2 separate regions of the Mus musculus genome follow, and region 2 is linked to region 1. The links are chromatin loops, found by intact Hi-C in ENCODE. Cell type or tissue: left cerebral cortex. All regions are shown on one strand.

What was found. A loop is a pair of places that touch in the nucleus more often than their neighbours do. Peaks named below come from ENCODE experiments on the same cell type or tissue, not always from the same donor. Only the 100,000 strongest peaks of a DNase experiment are listed, where the experiment ranks them.
Region 2: a loop joins it to region 1, with 4 times the contacts of the local background. A loop is called at or near these places in 16 of 42 quality-filtered maps.

The regions. Positions count from the first base shown.
Region 1 is chr6:8,505,720-8,513,719 of GRCm38, forward strand. Glcci1 (glucocorticoid induced transcript 1) reads left to right here and starts at 3,881. Exons shown (of 8, transcript NM_133236.3): 1 at 3,881-4,600. The coding sequence starts at 4,168. It overlaps A430035B10Rik (RIKEN cDNA A430035B10 gene), which reads right to left and starts at 3,442. Exons shown (of 2, transcript NR_040452.1): 1 at 3,260-3,442; 2 at 1,340-3,092. In left cerebral cortex, CTCF peaks have their summits at 3,589, 3,849, 5,454 and 5,660; DNase peaks (open chromatin) are centred at 3,586, 3,963, 4,604, 5,254 and 3 more places; H3K4me3 peaks cover 4,802 bases; H3K27ac peaks cover 3,238 bases.
Region 2 is chr6:8,732,286-8,740,285 of GRCm38, forward strand. It overlaps Ica1 (islet cell autoantigen 1), which reads right to left. Exons shown (of 14, transcript NM_010492.3): 6 at 4,732-4,930. Among named protein-coding and RNA genes, the nearest start is that of Ica1, 42 kb to the right of the region's middle. In left cerebral cortex, CTCF peaks have their summits at 4,081 (motif pointing left), 6,370 (motif pointing left) and 6,569; DNase peaks (open chromatin) are centred at 4,065 and 6,334.

The sequences.
Region 1 (8,000 bases):
TGAATCTGTTAGTGTGGAGAGGAGATTTGAGCCAAAACAGCAGAAGTTCAGAAAGAACTAGAAAGGGGCTAGCTTATTCAGCAGCAGGTCCCAGAAGCTGAAAACATTGTAGGCCTAGATTAGATTATATGGAAACGAGAAGTTTCCAGGGGCAGGCCTAGGTTAGCAGACTAGGGTAATAAGCTTGGAGATGACATGCCAGGACCTAATTACAGGTGATGGTTACAGGTAGTTGTGAAACATCACGTGGATACTGAGATTTGACTCTAGGTCCTCTAGAAAAGGAGCAAGTGCTTTTAACAGCTAGGCCACCTCCGCAGCTCTGAGTTTCCCCATTCTTAATATCTCACATTGGGGATAAACCTCAGCATGACTTTTAGGGGACAAATCATATTCAAACTGGAAGGCATTAAGTCTTAAAAGCATGGGTAGAAGAACCAAGCAGATGGAACTGGTAGTTCTACAAGGCCTCACAATTTTTTCATTCTGTTCTCTCTCTATGAGGGGCAGCTTATTGTTAATTGCATGTAGTTGGAAACGTCTCCTTTCTCCTGTTCTAGGTTAGTCTATGGATGGTTCTGGGATTTGCAAATTGTTGTTCCATAAATATCCAAAATATGAGGCCTGAGAAAAGAGGTGTTCATTATTATAATTTTAATTACATGCATTTAGTTTGGATGGAGTGTTGTGCATGTTTGTGTGTCTGTCTGTCTGTCTGTGTGTGTGTGTGTGTGTGTGTGCTTGCACACTTGAGTAGATCAGAAGAAATTTCTGGTAACTCCTGATGAGTTACCAGAAAGTGAAAATAATATTGTAAGATTAGATAGTATCTGGGGGTAACTTAATGGCACAGCACTTTGAGCAGCCTATGGAAGGCTCTGGGTTCAATTTCTTGGGCAAACTGCCCCTATCTTTCTATACTGAGTTCTGGGGAATCACACTCATGTGGTCAGATTTGACCAAGTGCTTTCTTTTTTACCCACTGAGCCAACAAAGGTGTTTCTAAAGTTATCAACTTGTGCTTTCACTCCCTCAGGACAGAGCAGTGTAGTAATGGGTTTATAACTAACATTAGGCCTTATGTAACAAGTTCAGAGGTCATTACACTCACACTCAATGAACAGGGAAATTGCACAGGGCCTGTCTATGCTACAGTAGTATAACAGTGGACTTCAAACCCAGCAACCCATACTGTGGCTACAGGGTTTATTGTATCTGATGTATAGTGTTTAGCTAGAAATAAGTCTGTAATAATATTTACTTTTTCCAATGCTTCTATATTCTCTTGGCTTTTGTTACCATCTGCAGTAAGAACAAATTATCACACATTTAACTAACAGGCATTTGAAGGCAGATGCTGCATTTATTGTAGCTCATTTAAATTCTTAGGTATGACCATCATGAGAATAAAGTTTTTAGAGGGAACCATATTTTCTTGAATAAAGAGAAAATGATTGGAATTTCAAAAAACTCATGATGAGTTACCAGAAAGTAAAAGTAATATTGTAAGATCAGATAGTATCTGTGGGTAATTCAATGGCACAGCATTTTGAGCAACCTATTCAAGACTTTGGGTTCAATTTCTAGCATGAGATGCATTAAAAAATTGGCACTTAAAAACTCATGCAAATTCTCTCATTTAGATTTTAGATACAACTTAAACTTATTACATCAGATCTGAATGAACAAGAAACCTAAAATTATGGCCAGCTCTATTGTTTTTGATCCAAACGAACTGCTACTGACCATTGCCAACGGTGGCTCACTATGACTTTAGAATCATGATCATCTAATGTGTTGAGGTTGGTCCAGAGGTGACCCAAGATGACATTTCTATAATGAAGCTGTGCTGTGATCAAATTACCAACGTTAGACATTTATCAGTAGTTTAAAACCTTTATACATTTTAGTATAACATTGTTGTAATCTTATTCTTGCTATTCCAAAAAAAAAAAACCCACCAAAAGAAGCCATTTATTGTTTCTATTCACAAAAGGTTATACTTAGTGAAACCATTAATCTTTAGATGAAAAAATTAATACAATAGACAAATTATGTCAAATTTTAAAGTTATTTTGTTCTATAGATAATTAAAGTATAATTTGTTCTAGAAAGTAAGAAAAGGGAGCTGCTAGTCATGTCTAAAAGCTCGTTTGGACATCTGTGAGCTACCATAAAGTCTCTTAATCAGAACACGCATCTTCTGCTTGGAGGTACTAAGGGCACAGGGCTTCTTCAGACGCCTGCCTGGGTCCCTCTGGCCTCAGCTTCCACTTAGCTGAGTGATCTCAGACAAGACAATTAGTGTCTTTGTGCCCCAGATAAAGCAGGGAGGATAATAACAGCACATACCTTGTGGATTATGTGAAGAACGAATGAGTTAACACATAATAATGTCCTTAGAACAGTGGCTAGCACGTGGTGAATGTTTAGTAAACATTAGCTATTATTTTTATATGTGATAAAGCATAGAACTATGACTAATATAGTAGGATATAGTACTAGATGCTATTTTTTGTATTTTGATTAGGCATCATCAATATTTTTTCTAAACAACAATTTACTGTGCTTCTTATTTTTTCTTATTTTTTTAAAAATTTTCATTTAATTTCATTTAATTTCTGTCTGACCACACAGGGAAGCAGAGAAAGGTGGCTCCTCTGAGTGAAACTGATCATTTAGTGCCTGGAATCAGGAAGCTTGCCAGTGTGGGCAGACACCAGGCAGACGCCAATCTGACACGCCACTTCTTTATTTTGTAAAATCTTATGTTTTTGTTTATCTCATGTGAATTAATAGGAGGTATCTGATGTAGAGCTTTAACTATTCCTGATTAGGGTTTTATATACTTTCTTATGCCCATCTAAAATCTTCGTACTTCTCATTTTCCTTGCAGAAGAATAACCCCCAGTGCCATCACACAGAGGAAATGACCACAATGAATTGTTACATTATGCCTGGTCTTTCTCCCAAGAGACCATCAGCTCCGGGGTAGTAAACTAGGTGCTCTCCATTAATAAATCTGATGATGCGATGCTGTAAATTTTCTTGTTGACGTGTACAATTCAGAATGTGATGTTCTCCACCCTACCCTGTAACGACAAACAGGTTGTAATGGCAGGTGCATTTTGTTCAATGTAGCATCCATACACTAATCCTGAAGTTGTTTTGATTCACAAGGCGACTAGGACACTTAAAGACATTTCTAAGATTAAAAGGGTTAAGGATCCTTCACTCAGCTTTAACTAAAACATCTCACCGGATGCAGGTGTATTTGCAAAATTAGTTTGGCTTCAGCGTCCTCAGCCCCAGGTTGTAGAGAGCACTGGAGGGTGGAATCCTTGTAACTTGCTTATCGCAGCGCGCGCGTGTCTTTGGGCGTCGGAGTCCGCGCAGGGCACGTATGGACCCACTTTTCTAACCTGACCCTCACCTCAAAGCCTGTCAACTCTTAAGTCCCTCCCTCCGCGCGAGGCCCGCCTCTCTCATCCACTTCCATGCTCCGCCCCCAGAGCGGAAACGTGGTACTGTAATTGGCCGAGTCTCCTCTCACTCCGACAATACAACCATTCCTTGGCATCCCGGAGTAGGGTGGCGCTGCCAATCACAGCGCTCGCAGCCGCAGGAGCCGGGTCCGGAACGCCCAGAGGCGGGGCCGGAGGCGGGGCGCCGACACAGGATTAGTTGCCATTCCGAGTGAGAAGCGGGTCGAGGTGGCGGCGGCAGCGGCGGCGGCGTTTGCGGTGGCGCGGGTTACGCGCAGCGCGAGGCGCCTCGAGGCCCCTTTCTCTCCTCCGAGGCTAAAGTCCCGGCGCTGCCCGTGGTCGCCGAGTCGTGTCGCGCGGGCGACCCCCCGCGAGGGCTGAGCAGCCGCGGGAAGCGGGCGAGTGCCCTGTCAGCGCGATGCCCGGGGCGGCGGCGGCGGCGGCCATGGGCTCGACGCGGGCTCTGCCGTGAGCGCCCCGCAGAGCGCCGCGGGGCGGTTGAGCCGTTGGACGTTGGCCGTCGCGGCGTCCCCTCCCCCTCGGCGGCGGGGTGCGCGTCGGAAGGGGAGCCCCGCGGCTCCGCCCCTCCCCGCCCCTCCCCCGTACACATCGCACGCACCGCGGCGCCGGCTCCCACACGCTCGCTCGCGCGCCCGCCCGCCCGCCCGCCCGCGGAGCCACCATGTCCACTGCGTCCTCCAGTTCCTCTCAGACCCCTCACTCCGCGCCGCAGAGGATGCGGCGCAGCACCGCGGGCTCCCCGCCCGCCGCTGCCGGGAGCGGGACGGGGCCGGCCGGGAGCTGCGCACCGGCTGCGGGAGCCGGTCGGCTGCTGCAGCCCATCCGCGCCACGGTGCCCTACCAGCTCCTGCGGGGCAGCCAGCACAGCCCCACGCGCCCGGCCGCCGCCGCCGCCACCGCCGCCGCCGCGCTCGGCAGTCTCTCCGGGCCCGGAGGGGCCCGCGGCCCCAGCCCGTCCAGCCCGACTCCACCGCCGGCCGCTGCCCCAGCCGAGCAGGCGCCTCGCGCCAAGGGCCGCCCGAGACGGTCCCCCGAGAGCCGGCGGAGGAGCAGCTCACCTGAGAGACGGAGTCCCGGCTCGCCCGTGTGCAGAGGTAGCGAGCCCAACCCTCCCGTCCTCCCGGGCTGCGTCTCCCCGACGGTGCCCTGCGTGGAAAACTTCAGCCTCTCCGGGCTTCTGTTTGCTAGTGCATTACCGAAGGTGTGAAAGTGGCTTTGGGAATCTCACCCCCCACCCTGAGGTCGCTGCAGGGCTTGGAGGAGCGACCTGGAAATCAACTTTTATCCGACCCTCACACCGCCACTCAGATTTTATCTTGCATCCCTCGCCTGCAAAAGAAAAGTGTTTCGGTTTAATAGCTTATTAGCTTTCTGTGTTTGGAGCCGGGCAAGGAGGAGCCGTGTGAAACCCTTAAACACGCACACAAACTCTCTAGCGGGGCATAAGGTGGTAGTGGTAATCTCTGCAGCCTTTGTGCTTTCCCACAAAGTTCTTGTCTGGAGTATGTTTGTGTTTTGGAGACTTGATGGCGGTAGTTAGGTTGTTAGAATATCCTTTGCATGTGTAGGGGAGGCAGTTTAAAGTGTATGCTGTTTATCCATCCTCTCCTCTACTTTATATAGTCATGTATTAGATCACTACTGCACTACAAATGGCTTATGCCGGAATGGTGGTTTTCGTGGTGAATTTCTTAAAGCCTGTTTGTGGAGTGTGTTCACTTTTTCCTTGCATCTTTAAGTATACTTAGCAGTTCAGCTGAGCTGTGTAGAGAGATCTCCTTTCTTTTTTGTTAGGTATCAAAGGTAATGGTGAGTGGGAGGATGTTGTGGACTCCCCTTAATGTTTTCTGTTTGGGTTTGGTTTTGTTTATGCCTAGGGACATACTGCATGAACTAGTTGACTCCTGGGGGAGAAAAAGAAAATTAGGCAAAACAGGGACGTAACCGGCCATAAGGGAGAGTCGAGTACCTAATATTCTTAGATACCAGCCTAGAGCTACAGTTGCTGCTGCTGCTGCTACTACTGCAGCATTGTGGAAGGAATCATTCGGAGTAGGGAAAGAAAACAACAAAAAAGCCTGCTCAGAAGGGAAATACTACCAAGCTTCATACAATGTTTGTGTGGTATGTGGGGTTTTTTTGTTTAAGGTGGACGTTCTTAAGGTGTTTAGAGTTAGGGAAAGGGATTGCAATATGATAGATCAAAGTTTAGGTATTTTTAGCTTTAATTTAGATGTGTAATTAGCATGTTGCTAAAGCACTTGCTTTCAGATCCCTTGATGGTAAGCCTCTGGGTAGGATGTTAGTGCGGTGGAATAAGTGCAGGAGCACCAAGAAATACATCCTGTAATCTGTATGCACCAGGAGGGAATTGCTCCCCACTCCTCCCCCAGGTCAAGCCAGCTGCTGCAGAAACTGACATCCTCCAGCAAATCCTGAATGAATGAATGAAAACAACGTGATCGCCCTAATAATGACCACAACTGAACACACATCCTTGGGTGTATTTTATGGAAAACTCCACCATTTTCTAACAGATTAATGCCATATGCAACTCCCTTGCACATTTTTTGGAGCTGTGTTAAATGAGAGGTAACAGAAAGAAAAGCAGCAGCAGTCACAGCCGTTTTTGAATGATTTAGCTTTAACAGTTTGTTAATGGGAGTTTGGGGGGGTTTCTTTTAGGAACAATGTGAAAATAAAATAAAAATAGGAATTGTAGATTGTGTGCAGAGGATTTTGTGGGCTGTGTTTGAGAAGTTTTGGCAATTGCTGCAAAAATACAATGGGCACCTAGCACCTCCTTTCCTTTTGTTGATAAACAGTAACATCTTAGCACAGATAATAGTACAACTTGTTTTTCTACATCCTTCAAAAGCCCTAATTGCTTAGGAATTACATGCCCCATCATGAAGCAGTTTTAATGAAATTTGTGATCAGGATTAAATTCTACTCTTTGTTGTAGAATGGCACACCAGAGTTTAATGCAATCACGATGAAAACACTTGGTTTTGAGTCTGTTTGTGCAGTAGACAGATTTGCAGGGTCACAGCTTGTGCTAGGAATTGAGGAGCTTTCTGTGCTGTAGTTGTGCTATGTGTAGCATTAGGTGTTTTGTCAGTTTCTTGCATTGAAGTGATTTTTGAAAGCATGCTCTTGTGCTCCTAGTTTCTTGATTGTATTATCACTATGTTATTGGTCCACATTCTGCCTTGTTCTCCTCTGCCCATATTGAAAGTACAACATGTAAGTAATACGTTCTGTCTGCTTAGCCACTTCAAATCTCTCCTGAGACTTAACAGTTGCAATGAGTTTCCATTGAATTCACTCAGGTTCCGGCGTCAGGGGGTTTTAGTCTCCATTGACCAAAGCGCTGCTGCTGCTGCTGCTGCTGCTGCTGCTGCTGCAGACACTGACACTGACATCACTCTACTGCATGAATGAAAAACAACAACGTGCACCGTTTCTTCCTCTGCTCGCCTCCTTCCTTTTTTGCACCTCTCAAAGTGGGAGGCTAGACATTATATTATGTCTTGAGAAATGACACACAACACTTTTTAGGTAGACATTGACTCGGGATATGTATTTCATGGAGATGTACGTTGTTTACAAAAAGCTTTCAGAGCTCTGGGAATTTGGATTATGGGTGACAAGGAAGCATTCAGAATTTTATTCCCCTTTTGTCTAACTATGGAAGAAAGTATAGAAACTAAGTTTTCTTATTCTTGTATCACAAAGAATTGTAAGCAGGATTTTGAATCCAGTGTCTGTTTTTCTCATAAACACTCCTAGCATGCATATTTATGGGGTTAAGCTAAGTAAGAGTTGGTGCTTGGGTCAGAAAACGGGGAGAAAACAATGCTGTAAAGAGGAGCAACCAGTTTTAAGATTTATCGTATTGTACTTTAACATCCAACAGAAAGATAGTAATTCTCTTTGTTTTTGTACCGTAGCTTAAATGCTACCTTAATGGAATATGCATAAGCCTGCTAACATCATGCTTTACTTAGAAGCTTGGTAATTACAAATTGAAAGTTGTGTTGTGTTGCTGTTCCTGGATCATTCTCTTTTTGTAATTTTTCTTTCTTGTGTATTTCAAAACTTCAAGGTTATTATTTATATTCATTTCTGAACTTCTGTTATTAACAAAATGTCATCCTTCCCCTGTTTGATTCTGAAGGGTCTTGAAGTGGTGAATGACAAGCTAATGAATGCATCTTATGGCTCCCTGTGATGTGCTTGTAATAGATGAAAATCATAAAGTATTATGCAAATAGTAATTTTTTTGTGATGGTAATATACAAACTCTACCTTTGAGATAAGTAGAACAATTCAAATAAGACCAAAGCAAAGTATTAGAGTTAAAATTAATGATCTTGAGATAAAGTCATTAATAATGATCTAAATAAAATATAAAGTAGTTGCTTTCTGAAATCCAAGAATAAACCCATGTATTTAAACACTAAACAAATAAAATAGTAGGTAACAAATAGA
Region 2 (8,000 bases), 230 kb after region 1:
TGAAACACTGAGCTAATGCTGCAGGATTTAATTAAACTATTTAGTAAATGGCTCAGGTTAAGGCAGTGGTTCCTGCACCCTTGACTATAAAGGCTGAGTCCTACAAATGCCCACATATACATTTCCATGCTATCTCTTTAGAGGCTTCAGAACTATTTTCTTACACCTAGGCTAGCTTTTATTCCATTTAGAATAATTACCTCCCATCCCATTTCTGACGTTCAAGAAAAACAAGACACTTAATTGACCACAGAGGCTCTCAAGGGCACAGACTTCAGAGGCTCTGCTGGGCTCTCAGCTTCAGCTGATGTAATCTGCTATGAGAAGCTGGGTTCTATTTTTAAATCCTACCCTCTTACTCTACCTTCAAAGGGCACATATATCACACACTAACCTCACTCATAAAATACCGCGTGGTACTAGGGTGAACCATGATGTGAGGAGGAGCCTCCTACAGTACAGGGACAAGCAGCCCCACCTACATAAATCCACCCTTGGGTTCCTACGAGGTAGCCTGGAGAGCTGCTCCATGTGGCCCTGACTCTCCATATATCTCTTTTCTCCGAGTCATTTTGACAAGGAGCAGATGACTAGCAGGGCTCTTGCAGAGGGCTAGGAGCAAGCTTTGGTCTCTGTGTCCTCAGTTCTCTGACAGGAACACTTAGTCACAACTCCTAATGTTGATGTGCGGAGCCATCTCTAGCCCCTGGGCTTCAGAGAGTGCCAGATCATTTGCTTTGTTTTATGTGAAACTTTCACTCACCAGCTCTGTCTTGCGCACTCGTGACTGTGCTGTATAAAAGGTTTCAAGACATTTGAGAAATGCTAGGGGGGGAAATTAACCCAATGTTGGAGGTGAAAATTCCCTTCCAATTTGACTTTCATTTATGTTTATTCTGGCTTTGTAATCAAAGTGACGCTTTACTGAGTCTACCAGAGGTCAGACTGTGTTTCTCTCTGGTCTTCATCCTGCCAGGACCCAGGTGTGCCATATTTTATTTGGTTTCTACTCTTCTGCTCCCTGTTCTAACATGACATCTGACTGAGTTGTGAACACAAATTTTGTAACACCCATCCCTTTCTCAACACTTTTTCCACTCCCTCCTTACAGATTTGTGTGTGTGTGTGTGTGTGTGTGTGTGTGTGTGTGTGTGTGTGTGTATTTTGTACTTTCAAATGGAGTCAGACAGGTCTAAGAATCCCACCATATATCACTCACAGATCCTAGAAGGCCTAGAATATGTTTGCGTGTGCGCGCGTACACGCATTCGCGCATGTGCATGTGTGTCTGTGTATCTATATCTCTTTCTCTAGTCTTGCTTGTCTCTCAGGCCATGTTGCTTAGGCACCTATGTCTCTACATTTACATCACTTGATGCTGCTTCTAGGAGTTCTATTGCTTCTACCTCGGGCCTTTGCCCACATTGACTCCTCAGCTAACCACTGCTGTTTCCCACCCCTCTGTCCAGGTCCTTTCTATTTGTCTTGGTTTCTTTTCTGTTGACAAAAGCAACTGTATGGCGGATGGGTTTCTTTTAGCTTATTGTTCAAGGCACAGCCTATCATAAAAGCAAATCAAGGCGGCAGGAGCTTGAAGTAGCTGGTCATATTGCTCTCACAGGCAGAAGAAAATCGTCTGCTCTCTCAACTCTCCCTCTTTTCTTCATTCACTCCAGGACCCAAGCCATGAAATGGTTCAGTCTACAATTAAGATGGGTCTCCCCACATCAATGAATGTAATTAAGATAACACTATCTTGTCAGGCTCAGCCCAGAGACCAGCTCCTAGGTGATTCTAGACGTCAAGTTGACAAACAAGAACTACCATACTATTGTTCATTCTTTGTTATTGTTGGGGGGAGGGGTGCTGCCTCATCTGGGATGCCCTGTCTAGATTTTTTATTTGTAGTACTATTTCAACTCAGATGACCATTCAACACACTGCCTCCTGTTTACTTGTCTCATGCCCAAATGATCACACGAGACAGGAGCTACACTCCTCTGTGGTAGCTGGCATGTAACTGGGCTTCAATATCATTTGTTGACTATGCAAATGAATGAATGGACACATTCTGAAAATTCCAAATAGGGGGTCATAACCATGAAAGTAAAAATTAGAACTTTGTCTCCTCTAGAATACGTGAAGTCCTGGCTTTATCAGCTGCACTGGGGAGGAGGAGGTAAAGCTGAGGAGACAATGCCTTACAGACACACCTTGAGTCTTTGAGGCCAGTGACTTAGGTAACACACTCCTGGGAGATAAACAGAGACTCTATTTAAGATGGGATCTCACCTGCACAGGACTCTAAAGCTAACGTAGAGTTAATTTGCAAATACACTGTAGCAGAACCGAAAACTTGCATTTTAGAGCATTCCAGAGACAGCAGCAAACCACACAGTCCTGCTTTTTGTTTTTACCTGAGCAATCACATATGCTGATTTCCAAGGCACCAGGAGGTCACCTACATGCAATGGGGATGGTAAGTGATCTAAGGAGAGGTCCTCTGGCCCCTTAGACTCTGCCTGGAAGACTTGCCATGTAAGTGCCAACTTGGGGCTGGGCACAGGACTGACTCTGGGGTTAGGCTCTGGAGAGAACCAATGCAGTCTCCTGTTCTCCTCGAGTCAAGAATAACCAAAAATTACGCTTGAAGATCACTCTTCTCTCAAAAATATTCTATCCCCAAGTCCAAGTTCACCACATCCAGCTATTAAATTGAATCCAGCACACACAGGATTAGGGGGGGCAGGCACAGCTTCAGCTACTACTTCGCAGTAAAGGATTCAAAATAAAAACCAAACCTACCCATATTTTCCAGGATGGAGATTGATGGCATTAAACGATGGCAAATGTTTCTATGTTCAAACCAAATGACGAAGAACTTGGTTTCTGTTTCAGTCTTAAACAGCTAGCAACCACCTCCCACCAAACAAAACCAGATAAACACAAACACCCACAAAATTCTTTGGCCTTCCAGAATAACTGTTTTCTTGTCCTGGCACACTGGAGGGACCCAGAAACTCTGCACTGAACAAAGGGCTTGCAAGCAGGTGTTACTATGAAACTGCCTGTGCCACTTCTAGGTATACTGTTTGACTTCCTTTGTCTCTTGGTGGGGAAATTGTATCTATTTTCAAAGATTCTGGCTTCCATTTCCTTGTTCGACCTCAGGTTAGCTACCTACCATGGGTCTTTCTACAAAAGAAAAAAAAATGTGTGTTGATTATGGTAAACATTAAGGCTGCACGTCATCAGCAATGTGCTCTGGAGTCAGTTTTTTTTTTTTCTCTCATTCTTTCTTTTTCCTAATACCAATTCCACCCCCATTATCCTCAATCCCCAAATAAAATACTAATGACAAAATAAATGACTGGCCTAATTACGAAGTCAGAAAACTTGCAAAACAGCCTGGGGTCACCAGCATCTAGTTACCGAACCAAAAACATTTGATTTGTTTACTACCATGACGTCTGATATTTTTTTTCTCTTTCAAAGGATGAATGAGTTCCATTTACATCTTCTTCGAAGATGAGATAAACTTCACAGTCTCACCTCTGCCTGGGCAGCCAGCCTGCCTTTCAGAGAAGGCTTATGCTGACATGTTAAAAAAAAAAAAAAAAAAAAAAAAGGAGAGAAAATGAGGCTGGTTCCCTTCACAGGGAGGGAGTCTGAACTACAAACCAAGAAAAACTTCCAGAGGAATTTCTGTTGCTCTAGTACCTAGGTCAAGAAGCAGTGACCACTGTCTTGAACAAGAGAAGCTCTTTTGGTCTGTTCCTTGACTCCCGGCTCAACCTTCTACATACCAGCCAGGGTTCCAGGTTCATAGTTCCAAAGTGATGTCCCTAAAAAGGAGTCTAAGCCTTTTAAACAACATTTCTAATTATGAATGGATCAGTTGAAGTGACTAAGGGAGTTGACACAATATTATGCCAAGCCCAACATTTGGCCCCTTTTTTTCTTTTATGCCCTAAAACACACTCAGTTGCCCAAACAAAGAACTACCAAGATTGTACAAACCACTACAGAATCAGGCCACATGTTCACATGTTCAGTGTACGGCTGCCACCCAGTGGTAGGTTGGATTCCTGTGGACAAAAGGCTCCGACTGGCTACATTAACACAATGTAATTTTTCTTCTTATTTTTTTCTTTTTTAAGGAACCGAAGATTATTATTCCTCAGGAAAATTAAACAGAATATTCATTTTCTTTTGCTCTAATGTTGCTCAGAGAAATTTCTGAAGGGATCAATAGCAGGGAGAGTCAATACCATTCTAGCTAACCACACAACTATATCCCAGAGCCTCTGAATATGTCATAAAAGAACTGTTATTGTTTTGCTGGTTTCAACATGAATCATCAATTAGAAAGACTTGTTAAACAGCCTAGTTTCACTTTCTAGATGTATGTGCTCTGGATTTTTAGTTATGCATGAAGAGACATCTACAAGTGACAACCTTATAAAAAAAAGTGCACATTATATGAAAATCTGACTTCAATTAAAACCAGCTACAAAATCCCAGCAATTTCCAGCTGTCTCCTCTCTTATCCTTAGAGAATTATATATCACATTAATTGCTATTCTGTCACATTTTTAAAAAAATGTCAGCAATGGTTAATTGTATCCTTGGTGCTTTTGAGTTATGTCTGTTTTACCAGAGGGATTCAAATCACACTTGGTTGCCTTCTAGCAAGGTGGCCATTTTGACAACCCTCAAAAAACTTCTTACCTTCCTGAACTTCTCCATTTGCTTGTAGAGGTCTGGATCAAGTTCCTGAGACACATCCTTCATCCACAACAACGCTCCTCTGTATTCTGTCCTGTACTGCTCCATGCGGTTCACTGTCAGCCAGGTATCAGAGATGGCCCGATGTCTAAAAGTTTCTACTTCTTGGTGAAATCGACACAAAGGGTTTCTCAAGGCCAACCTGTACAAGAGGGCATAGATATAATCATAAAACAAAGGAAAAGAACAGTTCCAAATTCTGATATTCTGCACGCATCATAAACCCATGAACTTAGACCACTGTCTAAAACGCACATGTCTTGTCAGGAGACAGATACTAATCAAAATGTGAGTGAAGGTGGGATCAACCAGAGATTGCCCACATTCTGATCCTTTCATTTTCAGTGAACTGGACCATTGGGAAGCACTCCATTTGTGTTGCTGGGCGGCCTCAGGCCTGGACAGTATTTATTTGAAGTTGCAACAAGCCCGTGTCAGTGAAGGATAGTCACAGCGTGGCCATTCCTGTTTCCATTCCTGGCTACTCCGTCTCTTCTGTTGCTGAATTTTGGGCCCTGTGTGGAGGGTGGAATGGGATAGGCATGACTTGGGTATCCTTGACCTGGCCACCTTTATTACACCTCAATCAAAACCTACAGTTTGTTCTAGTGGAAACAAGACTAAGGCTTGGACTTTTTCTTAAGTGAGTTGGGAAAGAAGAAAGCCACAGTTACTGAGGGTCTACAGTGTGTGTCAGTTTTTTCAGATAGGCTATATGATTCCATTGTCACAAATACAGGAAACCAGGGCTGGTGGTATCCAGCTTAATCCAGGCAGAGGACAGGCGTGTTAGAAGTTCAAGGTTGTCCTCAGCAGACCTGCCTACCTGAGATCCTGGCTTAAAAGAAAGAGAGGGAAAGAGAGAAAAGAAGAGAGGGAGGGAGGGAGGAAGAGAGGGTCAGAGCTTCATCTCCGTGGTTCAGGATTTGCCTGGCACTGGCAAAGACCTGGGTTCCTTCTCAAGCATTGCCAGTAAACAAAGAGCACGCCAAAATGAATGTATACTGTACAAGTGTAAAATTATCATGACAGTAACTGTTGGCCATAAAAACTGCCATTTATATATACATACATATATATATAAAGGAAAGCATACCATAACTTTAGGTAAAATATTTATTTGGGTTACAAAAGACTGCTTCTTCCATATTTGAAACCAGTGAAGCAATGTCAGATGACTTACATTTTGAAAACATTCTTTTTTCAAGCACTTGGTTTTATTTTGAGTTATCTCTGTTGTGGTGTGTGTCTGTGTGTGAATGTGGTGTGTGTCTGTGTGTGAATGTGGTGTGTGTCTGTGTGTGAATGTGGTGTGTGTCTGTGTGTGAATGTAGTTGTGTGTCTGTGTGTGAATGTAGGTGTGTGTCTGTGTGTGAATGTAGGTGTGTGTCTGTGTGTGAATGTGGTGTGTGTCTGTGTGTGAATGTAGGTGTGTGTCTGTGTGTGAATGTGGTGTGTGTCTGTGTGTGAATGTAGGCGCTCTTGGAGGCAAAAGATGTCAGGTTCCCTGAACTTGGAGATTTGGGTGGTTGTGAGCCACCTGGTGGTAAGAATCAAACTTGGGGACTTAGCAGGAACAATACACACTCTTAGCCACTAAACGGTCACGCCAGTCACATAAAACATATTCTCTATGAAGTTTCAGAACAAAGGTGAAAACATTAAACACAAGATAAATTATTTCGGATCCCATCTGCATGCAACATTACTGAGCCAAAGGGAACAGCGGTATTGGTAAGGTAAGCTGAAGTGAGATTCTGGTAGCTGCATTTGTGTCTCCAATGCCTTATAGGTCTGCAGTACTCTGAAATTATAAATGCTATAATAAATCTTAAGAAAAAGAAATATCTTTTCCTGTTTTGCCCAGGTTTCCTGTCACCTACAGGTATTGTTTTAAATGTAGATCACATCTATGATAGCAGCTAGTCCACACTGTCCTACCTAGATGTTAGAAGTCTTCTCAAAAAGTCATGTCTCTGTACCTTGAAATAAGTTTGGTTTTCATTTAATATGTGCTTTACATCCAGCATAACATGTGGCAGATGCAAAGCATCACCAGTGTGAAGGTTTATAGCATGGCGGATGTCTATGAAGGTTTATAGCATGGCGGACGTCTATTTGAAGATAAACAGTCCTCAGATGGCTCCCAGGGGATGCTGCTCACATTCTGACTCCTTTTCTCTTCCTTTAGATTTTGTCCACTTTCCTACATTTGCTGATGATGAATACTGTGAATAAACTACTCTCAACCCCTTGGAATGCAGGGCATTATGCAGATACCTTAAAATTACAATAACACGGCGTTTGAAAATTTAAAAAGGCACATACAAAACCTCATCTCTGCCACCACCCCATATAAATCAGAATGGCGACAGGCCATTCACTGGAGTCTAAGGGGTCTACATCAAAGAAAGCCATTCCTCCTAACTGGAAATATCATCCTTCAATGCAGGCTTGAATCTCCTTTCACTTATGAAAATCTACCCAGTGGGAATAGTTAACAAAATAACTAAAGGGCTACACCAAGATATTTATTCTTAGTAGGGAAAGTTAAATATTAGAGGGCCTAGATTCAAGTGGTTAAAAGTGAGTACTACTCTTGCAGAAGACCTGAACACACACACACACACACACACACACACACACACACACACACCACCCTTAAAACAAAAAATCAAGGAGGCTCAGGTTGAGTATATCAGAGCATTGCCCAGGTAATAGGATCCTGTATCTACACAATGAAAATCTAAAAGATTACCATTATTTAATAAAACATCAATTTGTTAAGTTATTACCATACACTGTTACATACAAAATCTATCTGCTGTGGTGCTGTTTGTGCTAAAAACATATTCAGCAGGACTGGAAATTTGGCTTACCAGTTAAGAGCAAATACAGCTCACAGAAGACCAAGTTCAGTTCTTAGGCCCCATGTCAGTGGCTCACAACTACCTGTAACTCCAGCTGCCCCTGGCCTGAACTCTCCCCTGGCCTCTGTAATCACCTGTCTGTGCACATACATACATAGGCACACACACACACACACACATACAGTTAAAATAAATCTTAAAAAAAAAACATTCTGGAATACTCTAAACCATGTTCACTCAACTAAGACTTCACATTCAGAGTGATTTTATGGGGTTTTCCTGCCTCCTTCACATTGAGGAGAACTAAAGTGTGACTTCATGTAGCTGGCAAGCAGCTGTGAA